2 separate regions of the Homo sapiens genome follow, and region 2 is linked to region 1. A link is an interaction called in ENCODE POLR2A ChIA-PET data of the cell type or tissue named here. Cell type or tissue: Panc1. All regions are shown on one strand. Links, peaks and the distances in the headings refer to the core of each region. The heading gives the core; the rest is flanking DNA.

Region 1 (7,619 bases), core at 1,307-6,306:
GATAACAGAGAGAATCTTTAATTTTTAAGTAATTAATTAATTAACTAATTAATCTTATAGATTAACTAACTAATCTTATAGATTAACTAACTAATTAATCTTATAGATTAATTAACTAACTAATTAATCTTATAGAGATAGGATCTTGTTATGTTGCCCAGGCTGGTCCCAAACTCCTGGACTCAAGCAATCCTCCTGCCTTGGCCTCCCAAAGTATGGGGATTGCAGGTGTGAGCCACTGCACCCAGCCACAGGTGTGAGCCAAGAGAGAATCTTGAAAGCAGGGAGAGAGAAACAAATTGTTACATATAAGGGATCTCCAGTAAGATTAACAGCAGATTTCTCAGCAGAAACGTTGGCAGCAAGAAGGCAATGTGTTGGTACATTTGAAGAGATAAAAGAAAAAACTGTCAATCAAGAATCCTGCTGGACAAGTTAGCTCCTTCCTGTAATTCTAGCTACTTAGGAGGCTTGAGGTGGGAGAATCACTTGAGGTCAGGAGTTCAAGACCAGCCTGGGCAACATAACAAGACCTCATCCCCCCCCAAAATTTTTTTTTAATTAGCCAGGCATGTTGGTGCACAACTGTAGTTGCAGCTTCTTAGGAGGCTGAGGCAGGGATGATCACTTGAGCTAAGGAGTTTGAGGATGCAGTGAGCTATGGTCACACCACTACACTCCATCCTGGCTGACAGAGTGAGACTCTGTCTCTTAAAAAAGAAGACAAAACAAAACAAAAGTAATCCTATACCTGGCAAAACTGCCCTCAGAAAAGAAGAAATGAAGGTATTCCCAGATAAACAAAAGCAGAAAGAGTTTATTACCACTAGATCTGTCTTACAGAAAATGCTAAAGGGACTTCTGCAGATTGAAATTAAAGGATATTTGCCATTATATAGGCAGAAGGAAGAAAGCAAAAATTAAAAAAAAATAAACTAAAGAACACTAGACAATAACTCAAAGTCCTATGAAGAAATAAAGATCTTCTATAAAGGTAAATACATGGACAATTACAAAAGCTAGTATTATTGTCATTTTGGGTTGTAACACCACTTTTCCTTTTATACATGATTTAAAAGACTAATAGTAAAAAGCCAGTAATAAGTCTATGTTTTTTGGCACCCAATGTATAAAGGTATAACTTCTGACATCATTAGCTGAGAGGGTGGTGGCAGAGCCGTATAGGGGCAGAGTATGATACGGCAGCCCCTCCTTACCCAAGGCTTTATTTTCTGTGGTTGCAGTTACTCATGGTCAACTGTGGCCCAAAAATATGAAATGGAAAATTCCAGAAGTAAACAATTCATAAGTTTTAAACTGTGCACCATTCTGAGGAGCATGATGCAATCTCTTGCTAGCTTGCTCCATCCTGCTTAGGATGTGAATCATCCCTTTGTCCAGCGTATCCACATTTTCTATGCTACCTGCCCCATTAGTCACTCAGCAGCCATCTCTGATCGGCTCTCACGGTGTCACAGTGCTTGTGTTCAAGTACTCCTGTTTTCATTGATAATGGCCCCAAAGGGCACGAGTAGTGATGCTGGCATTTTATCATCTCACATGATCATACGAAGGGTGAATAAAGTATAATAAGATATTTTGAGAGAGAGATAGACCACATTCACTTAACTTTTATTACAGTAGGTTATTATAATTGTTCTATTTCATTGTTAGTTATTGTTGTTAATCTCTTACTGTGCCTAATTTATAAATTAAACTTTATCATGGGTATGTAGGTATACAAAAAAATACTATATACATAGTAATCAAGTCTTTTTTTCTTTTTTTCCTGACCTCAGGTGATCTGCCTGCCTCAGCCTCCCAAAGTGCTGGGATTACAGGCATGAGCCACCTTGCCCAGCCCGACTGTATATATTCTTTAACATACATAAAACAGTACTTTGAGAAAGAAAGCAAAGAAAAATGTAAAAAGCAGGACAATTCTAAAAGCTCTCAGAGAGAGAGAAATTAACCTACTAAGGAATGAAAATCCAATCACATCAAATTTATCAGCCTCATTGGATGCTTGAGGACCCTGGAGCAATGCCTTCAATGTTCTCAATAAAAATAATCTGAAACTTGAAATTCTATACCTAGCTAATTTACCAACAAAATGTTAGGGCAGAATAAAAACTTGTTTTTTTTTTTGAGATGGAGTCTCGCTCTGTTGCCCAGGCTGGCGTGCAATGGTGTGATCTCAGCTCACTGCAACCTCTGCCTCCTGGGTTCAAGTGATTCTCCTGCCTCAGCCTCCCGAGTAGCTGGGATTACAGGTGCCTGCCACCATGCCCGGCTAATTTTTGTATTTTTAGTAGAGACGGGGTTTCACCATGTTGGCCAGGCTGGTCTTGAACTCTTGACCTCAGATGATCTGCCCACCTCGGCCTCCCAGAGTGCTGGGATTACAGGTGTGAGCCACCGTGCCAGGCCTAGAATAAAGACATTTTTAGAACTACATGCTGTGGAAGATTCTATTATTACCTAGCAAATATTCACTCCTTTCCCCTGAGCTCTGTGGGAGGTGCCGACTTCCTTGCTCCGTTGCTGTTGGACTGAGCCGTGTGACTTGCTTTGGCTAATCAGATGGAAGCAGATGTGTGTGACCCAGCAGAAACTTGAAATATGCTTGCCATGGGCCTGGGCTTGTGTCTTTCACCAAGAGAGATATCAGTCTGGTAGCTGCTGGTTCACGTGGGACAAAAGATGGTTGGAGCAGACTGGGAGCTGATCCGCAGTCCAGAGTCAAGCCCAGCCAGGCCTGGCCTGGACCCGCTGAACCACAGTTGAGCTGCAGATATGTAAGGAAGAAATAAATGGTTGTTTCGCCACTGTGCTTTGTGGTAGTTTGTTATACAGCAAAACCTAAGACACATGGACTCAGAATAATTTCTCTCCCACATACCCTTTCTGGAGAGGTTCCTTGGTGATTTGCGATGGCAGAGAGGGGAACACATGGGATCCAGGAAACAGAAGATTCAACTCAGACAGCAATGAAGGAAGACCTGGGAGACAGTGGGTGCAGGCTCGGACTGGAGCAGGGCACGACAGCAGCGGGAGAGAGGCGTCCTGAAAACAAGGTGATTCCACAGATGCCAGAGCACCCTTGAGATTCTGGAAGAGGCTTGAGATGCAGTAAAGGAAGACAACGCAACACAGAAAGAAAAGCAACTTGCCATCGGGCTTGGTGGCTCACGCCTGTAATCTCTACACTTTGGGAAGCCAAGGCGGGCAGATCGCTCAAGGTCAGGAGTTCCAGACCAGCCTGGCCAACATGGTTAAACTCCATCTCTACTACAAATACAAAAAATTAGCAAGGCGTGGTGGCGAGTGCCTGTAATCCCAGCTACTCGGGAGGTTGAGGCAGGCAGGAGAATTGCTTGAGCCCAAAGGTGAAAGTTGCAGTGAGTAGAGATCGCGCCACTGCACTCCAGCCTGAGTGACAGAGCGAGACTCCGTCTCAAAACAAAACAAAACAAAACAAAAAAGGCAACTTCCAACTCTAGGGAAAAAAGCAAAAGTTGAATAAAGAAAAATGTGGCACTGCACAACTTGGTTCTACAGTGATGACATTTTGTATTATCTTATAAAGAAAAGTGTTGGCCGGGCGCGGTGGCTCACGCCCGTAATCCCAGCACTTTGGGAGGCCGAGGCAGGTGGATCACGAGGTCAGGAGATCGCCTGGCTAACACGGTGAAACCCCGTCTCTACTAAAAATACAAAAAATTAGCCAGGCGTGGTGGCGGGCGCCTGTAGTCCCAGCTACTCAGGAGGCTGAGGCAAGAGAATGGCGTGAACCTGGGAGGCGGAGCTTGCAGTGAGCTGAGATCGTGCCACCTGCACTCCAGCCTGGGCGACAGAGCGAGACTCCATCTTAAAAAAAAAAAAAAAAAGAAAAAAGAAAAGTGTTGCCCCAATCTTCGCCTTTAGAATCGACCTATAAGTAAAGGACAGAAAGCTTTATTCTGGGCCAGGTGCAGTGGCTCACGCCTGTAATCCCAACTCTTTAGGAGACTGAGGCAGGGGGATTGCTTGAGTTGAGGAGTTCAAGACCAGCCTGGGCAACATAGTGAGATCCAATCTCTACAAAAAAATTAAAAAATTAGCCAGGTGTGGTGGCATTGACCTGTGGTCCCAGCCACTTGGGAGGCTGAGGTGGGAGGATCCCTTGAGCCCAGGAGGTCGAGGCTGCAGTGGGCTGTGATGGCACCACTGCACTCCAGCCTGGGTGACAGAGTGAGACCCTGTCTCAAGAAAAACCCAACAACAACAACAACAACAAAAAACCAGTTTATTTCTACTGCAAGCAGATTATAAATACTATCAATTCTGACAGTATAAAAGTAATAGTACAGACGACTTAAGTTGGGAGTTGGAAGGTGGAGGTTATAAAGCCAAGGTTAGAGAAACAAATATCTTCATCTTCCCTTGTTGGGAATCAAGAGAAGCCTCTATGGATAGAAGAACCAGTAATAAAATCGCAAATATTATGTTTAAGCTTATGGAAGGAACCAATAGAGGGATTGAAAATAATAATAATGGCCAGGCGTGGTGTGAGCCACACCTGAAATCCCAACACATTGGGAGGCTAAGGTAGGCGGATCACTTGAGGTCAGGAGTTGGAGACTAGCCTGGCCAACATGGTGAAACCCCATCTCTACTAAAAATACAACAACAACAACGAAAATTAGCTGGGAGCGGTTGTACATGCCTGTAATTCCAGCTACTAGGGAGGCTGATGCAGGAGAATCGCTTGAACCTGGGAGGCGGAGGTTGCAGTGAGCTGGGATCACACCACTGCACTCCAGCCTAGGCAACAGAGTGAGACTCGGTTTAAAAAAAAATGAAAATAATAATAGAAAATAGTAATAACCACATTGAGAGGAAGATGTGGGGGGATGGGGTGGTGAGTCACCTCTACAGGTGTCACCTGAGACCCCAAGGGATAATGTCTCAAAGTGACAGCAACTTATAGCTATGTACCCGTGTTATATAGTAGTTAGAGGTTAATCACCAGAAAAACCTCAAACAGAAAGTTCAGTTACTACAGGCCAATTCCAAAGCTTGTATTTTTTTTTTTTTTTTTTTTTTTTGGAGACAGACTCTGTCTCTGTCGCCCAGGCTGGAGTGCAGTGGCATGACCCCGGCTCACTGCAACCTCTGCCTCCCAGGTTCAAGCAATTCTCCTGCCCCCATCTTGGTTCACCACAGCCTCCCCATCCTTGCTCAGGTGATTCTCCCACATCAGCCTCCAGAGTCGCTGAGACTACAGGCATGCACAGACATGTCCTGCTAATTTTTGTATATTTTTTAGAGACGGTGTCTCACTATATTGCCCAGGCTGGCCTCGAACTCCTGAGCTCAAAAGATGGCACGCCTTGGCCTCCCAAAGTGCTGGAAGGTGGGAGCTGCCAGGTGTGAGCCACCGTGCCTGGCCTCTTGCTGTTTCATTATCCATTAGATGTGCAGTGTTATTATCTTGGTTCTGTCTGCTCCTGCCCTGTCTCTGAGTTGTTGCCTCACCACGTCACAGTCTTATGAGCTCTTTTTTTTTTTTTTCTTTTAGATGGAGTCTTGCTCCGTTGCCCAGGCTAGAGCACAGTGGCGCGATCTTGGCTCACCGCAACCTCCACCTCCCAGGTTCAAGCAATTCTCCTGTCTCAGCCTCCCGAGTAGCTGGGATTACAGGTGCCTGCCACCATGCCCGGCTAATTTTTGTATTTTTGTAGAGATGGGGTTTCACTGTGCTGGCCAGGCTGGTCTCGAACTCCTGACCTCAACTGATCCACCTGCCTCGGCCTCCCAAAATGCTGGGATTACAGGCGTGAGCCACTGTTATGAGCTCTTTTATGGGGAGATGGATCTGGGGACACCTGCTTTTCTGCCTTGGATTGAATTTCACCATATCTGTTTTTATACTTGTCCTTGTTTGTTTTTTCCTTTGCAGGTTGAATTAAAAAATCAGACTCCAACTGAGGATCACACATTGCATTTAGCAGAAATGTATCTTTAGTCTGCTTTAGTTGCCATAACAAAATACCATAGACTGATTGGCTTACACAATAGAGATTTATTTTCTTGTCCTTCTGGAGGCTGGAAAGTCCAAGATCGTGGTGTCAGCATGATCAGCTCCCAGTGAGGGCTCTCTTCCTGGCTTGCTGTCTTCTTCCTGTGACCCCCACAGGGGACAGAGAGAGAGAGAGAGAGAGAGAGAGAGAGAGAGAGAGAGGGAGAGAAGAGAAAGAAGAGAAGAGAGAGAAGAGAGAGAGACAGGAGAGAGAGAGAGAGAGAGAAGAGAAGAGAAGAGAGAGAAGAGAGAACACACTCAAGAATGCTTTCTGTGCTAAGTGTGGTGGCTCATACCTGTAATCCCTGCACTTTGGGAAGCTGAGGCAGGAGGATTGCTTGAATCCAGGAGTCAAGACCAGCCTGGGGAGCATAATGAGACCTTGTCTCTACAAAAAATAAATAAATTAACAAAATTAGCTGGGCATGGTGACACATGCCTGTAGTCCCAGCTACTTGGGAGGCTGAGGTGAGAGAATCACTTGAGCCCGGGAGGTCAAGGCTGCAGTGAGCTGAGATTGGGCCACTGTACTCTAGCCTGGGCAATGGAGGAAGATCGTGTCTCAAAAAAAAAAAAAAAAAGAAAAGAAAAGGAAAAGAAAAGAAAAACAGAAGTGCTTTCCGGTGTCTCTTATTATAAGAGTACTAATCCCCTCATGAAGGCCCCACCCTTTGACCTCATCTAACCCTATGACCTCCCAAAGGCTCTATCTCCAAATACCATCACACTGGGAGTTTGGTCTGCAATATAGAAATTTTGGGAGGATACTGTTTAGTCCATAGCAACCTTCTTTCTAGATTAAAGAAGACTTTTAAATTTTATTTTATTTATTTATTTATTTTTTGGTGCTTCATGACACTGACGTTTTTGCTTCCTTGTAGTGGCCCTGTGTATGCTTGCATATCTACCAAGCTGTTTACTTTCATTTTGCTCATGGTGTGTTTGGGCTGCTCTGGCTAGGCTATCTCTTCTGATGTTGGGCGGGAGATTTCTCTGACACTCACGTTGTTCTTGGGGGTATTTATCTTCCCCTATATACCAGCTTTGACGAGTTTTGGCTGCATGCATAAGAAAAAATATGCAAAACAAGGCAAATGTTTATTTCCCTCCTCTAAAAGAACCCTGAAGGGAATCAGCACAGTGTTGATATGACACTTTCAACAGCATCCGGGGCCAGCCTCTGACCTTTCTGCCCCATTCAGACCCACTTACTTCTCACTGCCAGGTGGTCCCGACCAGGCACGACTTCTCCGTGACTCTGGTTGGTCACACTTTTCTGGGGACATTTACAAGACGAGAGTTAGTGGGAAGAACCACAGTCTGGCTGCTGCCAATGCCCTGAGGCTGTACTTGATACTCATTATCTTCCTCCACCCTGAACCATCTAGACATTCTGCAAAACAGCATGTTGGCCACCATATAGAGGGCGTCACGTTAATCAGAGCAGATGCCGTGGTAAGACACATGCCATCCAGGGGACTGGAGATAAAGCCTACGGAGACTCAGGAGCCTCCACATGGACAGTTTAACCCATTCATCAGGTCACATGGAAGAC
Region 2 (5,900 bases), core at 542-5,541, 98 kb after region 1:
GGAGACTGAGGCAGGAGAACCTCTTGAATCTGGGAGGAGGAGGTTGCTGTGAGCTGAGATCGTGCCACTGCACTCCAGCCTGGGTAACAAGATAGAAACTCCGTCTCAAAAAATATAGATATACATGTATAGACTGGCTGAATGGATTAAAGTACAGGACCCAACTCTATGTTGCCTACAAGAAACTCACTTCACTTGTGAAGACACATATAGACTGAAAGTGAAGAGATGAACAAAGATATTCTATGCAAATGAAACCCAAAAGTGAGCAGGAATAGCTATACTTAGATAAATCAGACTTTAAGTCAAAAACTATAAAGAGAGACAAAGAAGGTCATTATATAATGATAAAGTGATCAATTTAAGCAAGATGGTAAAGCAGTTCTTAATATATATGCATCCAACACTGGAGCACCCAGATATATAAAGTAAATGTTATTAGTTCTAAAGGGAGAGGTAGATTCCGATACGATAATAGTTAGGGAATTTAACACCCTACTCTCAGGATTGAACAAATAATCTAGACAGAAAATCAACCAAAAAAAATAGATTTAAACTGTATTTTAGACCAAATGAACCTAACACACATCTACAGAACATTTTACCTGACAGATGCAGAATATATATTCTTCTCATCAGCACATGGATCGTTCTCCAGGACAGATCATATGTTACGCCACAGACAAGCCTCAAAATATTTTAAAAAGTCAAAATCAATCACATATCTTATCAGACAACATTGGAATGAAACTAGAAGTCAATAACAAGAGGAACTTTGGGAACTATATAAACTCATGTAAATTAAACACCATGCTCCTGAATGACCACTGGGTCAATGAGGAAATTAAGATAAAAATCCAAAAATTTCTTAAAACAAATGAAAACAGGAACACAACATACCAAAACCTATGGGATACAGCAAAAGCAGTGTGAAGAGAGAAGTTTATAGCAATAAAAGCCTATATTAAAAAATAGAAAGATTTCAAATAAATAAGTTGATGATGTACCTCAAGGAACTGGAAAAGCAAAATCAAATAAAACCCAAAATCAACCAAAGGAAAGAAATAAAATCAGAACAGAACTAAACAAAATAAAGATGAAGAATCAATACAAAGGATCAACAAAACAAAAAGTTAGTTTTTAAAAAATACAAGAAAAATTGATGAACCACTAGCTATACTAACAAAAAAAATAGAAGACCCAAATAAAATCAGAAATGACAAAGGAGACATTACAATGAACACACAGAAATACAAAGGATCATTAGAGACTGTTATGAACAACTATACACTAATAAATTGGAAAACCTAGAGGAAATAAAGTCCTGAATATATATATCCTACTAAGATTGAACCAGGAAGAAACAGAAAACCTGAACAGACAAATAATGAGTAATGAGATTGAATCAGTAATGAAACATCTTCCAACAAAGAAAAGCCGAGGACCAAATGGTTTTACTGCTGAATTTTACTAAAATTATAAAGAACAGGTAACATCAATTCTTCTCAAACTATTCCAAAAAGTGGAAGAGGAAGGAATTCTTCCTAACTCATTCTATGAAGCCAGAATTACCCTGATATCAAAAATAAGACAAGGACATGACAAAAGAAGAAAGAGAAAACTACAGGCCAGTATCTCTGATAAACATAGACGCAAAAATCTTCAACAAATACTAGCAAACTGAATCCAACAACACATCAAAAAGATAATACACCATGATCAAGTGGGATTTATTCCAGGGATGCAAGGGTGGTTCAACATATACACATCAATAAATGTGATATATCACATCAACAGAATGAAGAATAAAAACTATATGATCATCTCAATAGATGCAGAAAAAGCATTTGATAAAATTCAACATCCCTTCATGATAAAAACTCTCAACAAATTAAGTATAGAGGGAACATACCTCAACATAATGAAGGCAAACTATTCATCTGACAAAGGACTAATATCCAGAAGATACAAGGATTCAAACAACTCAACAGCCAAAAAACAACCACATTAAAATGGGCAAATGATCTGAATGGACATTTAGCAAAAGAAGACATACAAATGACCCACAAGTATATGAAAACATGCTCAACATCGCTAATCATCAGGGAATTACAAGTTAAAACCACAGTGAGATATCATCTCCTCCCAGTTAGAATGGCTATTTCAAAAAGACAACAAATAAATGCTGGTGAGGTGGCGGAGAAAAGAGAACTCTTATACAACATTGGTGGGAATGAACATTAGCATGCCATTATGAAAAACAGTATGGAGAATTCTCAAAATACTAAATATAGAACTACCATGTGATCCAGCAATCCCACTCCTGGATATTTATCCAAAAGAAAGGAGATCAGTATATCAAAGGGATACCTGCACTCACATGTTTAGTGCAGCACTATTCACAGTGGCCAAGATACGGAATCAACCTATATGTCCAGCAACAGATGAATATATATGTGTATGTGTATACAATTTGAATACTATTTGCCCATAAAAAATAAAACGCTGTCATTTGCAGCAACATGGATGGAACTGGAGGTTATTATGTGAATTGAAATAAGCCAGGCACAAAAAGACAAATATTGCATGTTTTCATTCATATGTGGGAGTTTTAAAAGTGGATCTCATAGAGATAGAAAGTAGAAAGATAAGTTACCAGAGGCTGGGAAAGGTGCAGCGTGGGGATGAAGAGAGATTGATTACTGAGTACAAACATACAATTAGAAGGAATAAGTTCTAGTGTTTGATAGCATAGTAGGGTGAGTATAATTAAAAATAATTTCTTGTATACTTCAAAATAGCTAGAAGATGGCCAGGCACCATGGCTCACACCTGTAATCCCAGCACTTTGGGAGGCCGAGGCGGGTGGATCACTTGAGGTCAGGAGTTTGAGACCAGGCTGGCCAACACGGTGGAACCCTATCTCTACTAAAAATACAAAACTTAGCCAGGTGTGGTGGTGTATGCTTGTAGTCCCAGCTACTTGGGAGGCTGAGGCAAAAGAATTACTTGAACCCGGGAGGCGGAGTTTGCAGTTAGCCGAGATCGCGCCACTGCACTCCAGTCTGAGACAGAGCAAGACTTCATCTCAAGGAAAAAAAAAAAAAAAGCTAGAAGAGAAGATATGAAATGTTCCCAACACATAGAAATGGCAAATATTTGAGGTGATGAATATTCTAATACCCTGATTTGATCATTATAAATTGTATGCATGTATTACAATATCCCATGTCCCCCATAAATATGTACAATTATTGTGTACCAACAAAATAAATATGAATTCTAGAAAAAAAACTGTAGTTACTAAAAAATACTGCTGGACATTGTTCTGTGTGGGAGACGCGAGAGGGGAGAAGAAAGGGCACAATACACAATACTATTAAGGGTAAACACCTTTATTCCAAGTATATGGCAATACAGACATAATAAGCAAATCGCAGTGGGAAAGGGAGAAGAAGAGCTATGTCTATATATATTTACACCCACCAGACTATGGAGGAAGCATTACTAGCTTTGAGCTTGATCAGTCAAGACATAGGCCTGGCATTGGGCCAGGGCCAGTCTGGAAGTCAAATTAGCATTTTCCTTTTCCAGCTTACATTTCTTTTGTAGCAACCGGTCCCTATCTTGACACATTAACTTATAAGCAGTAAGCAAGCAGCATCCATGCCAGGAAATTCCCTCGGCATCCCCTTATCAAACTAGAATTTCCTGCAGCACCTCACACACAGCCAACAGTTCAAAATGCACTAACTTAGATTCCCAATTTTCACAAAAGCCAGTTCCCCTGGACTATTCAGTCGCCGAGGGGGAGAACTGGGGAAGTTCCCATCCCGGGATGTGGGAAGTCCCCGAGCCTCCAGCCCAGTCCCTGCGACTGGAAAGTGGCATACTTTCGTTTTCGAATCCTGTTCCTGATACCAAAAGTTTCTGTGTGGGAAATGCCCGGGGGGTGAAGAAAAGGCACACACGATACTTTTAAGGGCAAACAGCCTTCATCCCAAGTATATGGCAACACAAATATAATAAGCAAATCACAGTGGGAAAGGGACAAGAAAAGATATATCTGTATATATTTACACCCACTGGACTATGGAGGAAGCATCACCAGACAGGGAAGCAGCAGCCTGGGCTCCAGAGTCGGCCGCCCGTCCGCGCACAGACGAGGAGAGTTCTTGCGGAGCTTCGGCGGGGTCTGGGACCCTCACCCTTTTGTAGTATTCCTTTTTTGGCCTGAGCCCCAGGCACGAGGGCCCTTCATGACTGGACTCAGGGAATACAGGAAGGTTAGCCTATTCTGTAGATTCTGTTGTTTGTTTGCCTTAAGGTAGAAAATGTACCTTACCAGAACAATCAGTATAGGTTATTAGCTCCCAGGCAGATGCCCAGAGGCTATTTACTGGCACATAACCATTCCTTGTGTTCAAGTTCAATGGAGTTCAAATTTAATATTTAACTTTTCCTCCACATGGCTCACACCTATAATCCCAGCACTTTGGGAGGCCAAGGCGGGTGGATCACTTGAGGTCAAGTGTTTGAGACCAGTCTGGCCAATGCGGCGAGACCCCTGTCTCCACTAAAAACACAAAAATTAGCTGGGCATGGTGGCGCGCACCTGTAGTTCCAGCTACTTGGGAAACTGAGGCAGGGGAATCACTTGAATCTGGGAGGCAGAGGTTGCAGTAGCTGAGATCGTGCCACCGCACTCCAGCCTGGGTGACAGAGCAAGACTCCATCTCAAAAAAAAAAGTGACAAACATTTGAGACGATGAATATCCTAATACCCTGATCTGATCATTACAGATTGTATGCATGTATTACAATATCCCACGTACCCCATAAATATGTACAATTATTGTGTACCAATAAAAATAAATAAATATGAGTTATAGAAACAAAAAACCCTATAATTACTACAAACCCTTCTGGATGTGTAGAATATCATTGTGGACACAGTGAGAGACACATGAACTGCAAGAAAGGTGTGAGGTGAGACCCAGGACATGGAATAGAAGTACGGGGGCACAGAGTCTGTCCCCTGCTCTGCCGCCCGGTGGGCATGTTTCTGTGGTCTGGAGCCCCTCTTTGTCCTGGCTTCTGTCTTTGGTGCTTGGCTACCTTTGTGCCCCACCTTGTCCTTGCACATCATGGTAGCAATATTTTGAGGGGTGCAATGCAGGCGCCCGCCCCAGAGGCTGTGCACGTGCTTCTGGGCGAACTCCCTTTGTGCGCCCAGTACAGCGTGGAGGGGATTTCCCGTAGACACCCCACTCCAGGACCCAAGGGTTGTGTTGTTTTCCCTCCCCCAGAGCCCATGGGAATCAATGTTCTCATTCACCCCCTAAACTCTCCTGGGTCCTCCTGCTTGGCTGACCCCACAGAGTCCTGCTTCCCTTCCATTGGGTCTGGTGATTATCTTGCCAGCATTCCAGTTTTTTAAAAAGACACTTTTTTTTTTTTTGAGACAAAATCTCTCTTTGTTGCCCAGGCTGGAGTACAGTGGTGTGACCATGGCTCACTGTAGCCTTGACCTGCTGAGCTCAAGCCATCTTCCTGCCTCAGCCTCTCCAGTAGCTGAGGCTACAGGTGTGCACTACCACACCCGGCTAATTAAAAACTTTTTTTTTTTTAGAGACAGGGTCTGGCTATGTTGCCCAGGCTGATCTCGAGCTCCTGGGCTCAAGCGACCCACCTGCCTCAGCCTCCCAAAGTGCCAGGATTACAGATGGGAGACACCATGCCTGGCCAAAACCACAGCATTAAAACACTGAGTCCACCATATGATCTGGTTTCAGTGGGAGTATTGGTCTGACTACATGGACCCTCCCCTCCACTTTTCTCCCACTCCTGTGTCTGCGGCCCAACCCCACTTCGCTGGCTTATTCTCCTAAGAGGCTGAA

The links. ChIA-PET counts read pairs that join two places held together with the same protein. Peaks named below come from ENCODE experiments on the same cell type or tissue, not always from the same donor. Only the 100,000 strongest peaks of a DNase experiment are listed, where the experiment ranks them.
Region 2: POLR2A ChIA-PET joins it to region 1 with 5 read pairs; 4 of 35 experiments call an interaction of 5 or more read pairs at or near these places.

The regions. Positions count from the first base shown.
Region 1 is chr14:103,355,748-103,363,366 of GRCh38, reverse strand. No RefSeq gene overlaps it. Among named protein-coding and RNA genes, the nearest start is that of SNORA28, 22 kb to the right of the region's middle. RefSeq lists an enhancer at 863-2,062. In Panc1, for the core only: no CTCF peak of the experiment used is centred there; no DNase peak of the experiment used is centred there; H3K27ac peaks cover 261 bases.
Region 2 is chr14:103,258,664-103,264,563 of GRCh38, reverse strand. No RefSeq gene overlaps it. Among named protein-coding and RNA genes, the nearest start is that of LINC00605, 73 kb to the right of the region's middle. In Panc1, for the core only: no CTCF peak of the experiment used is centred there; no DNase peak of the experiment used is centred there; H3K4me3 peaks cover 1,114 bases; H3K27ac peaks cover 858 bases.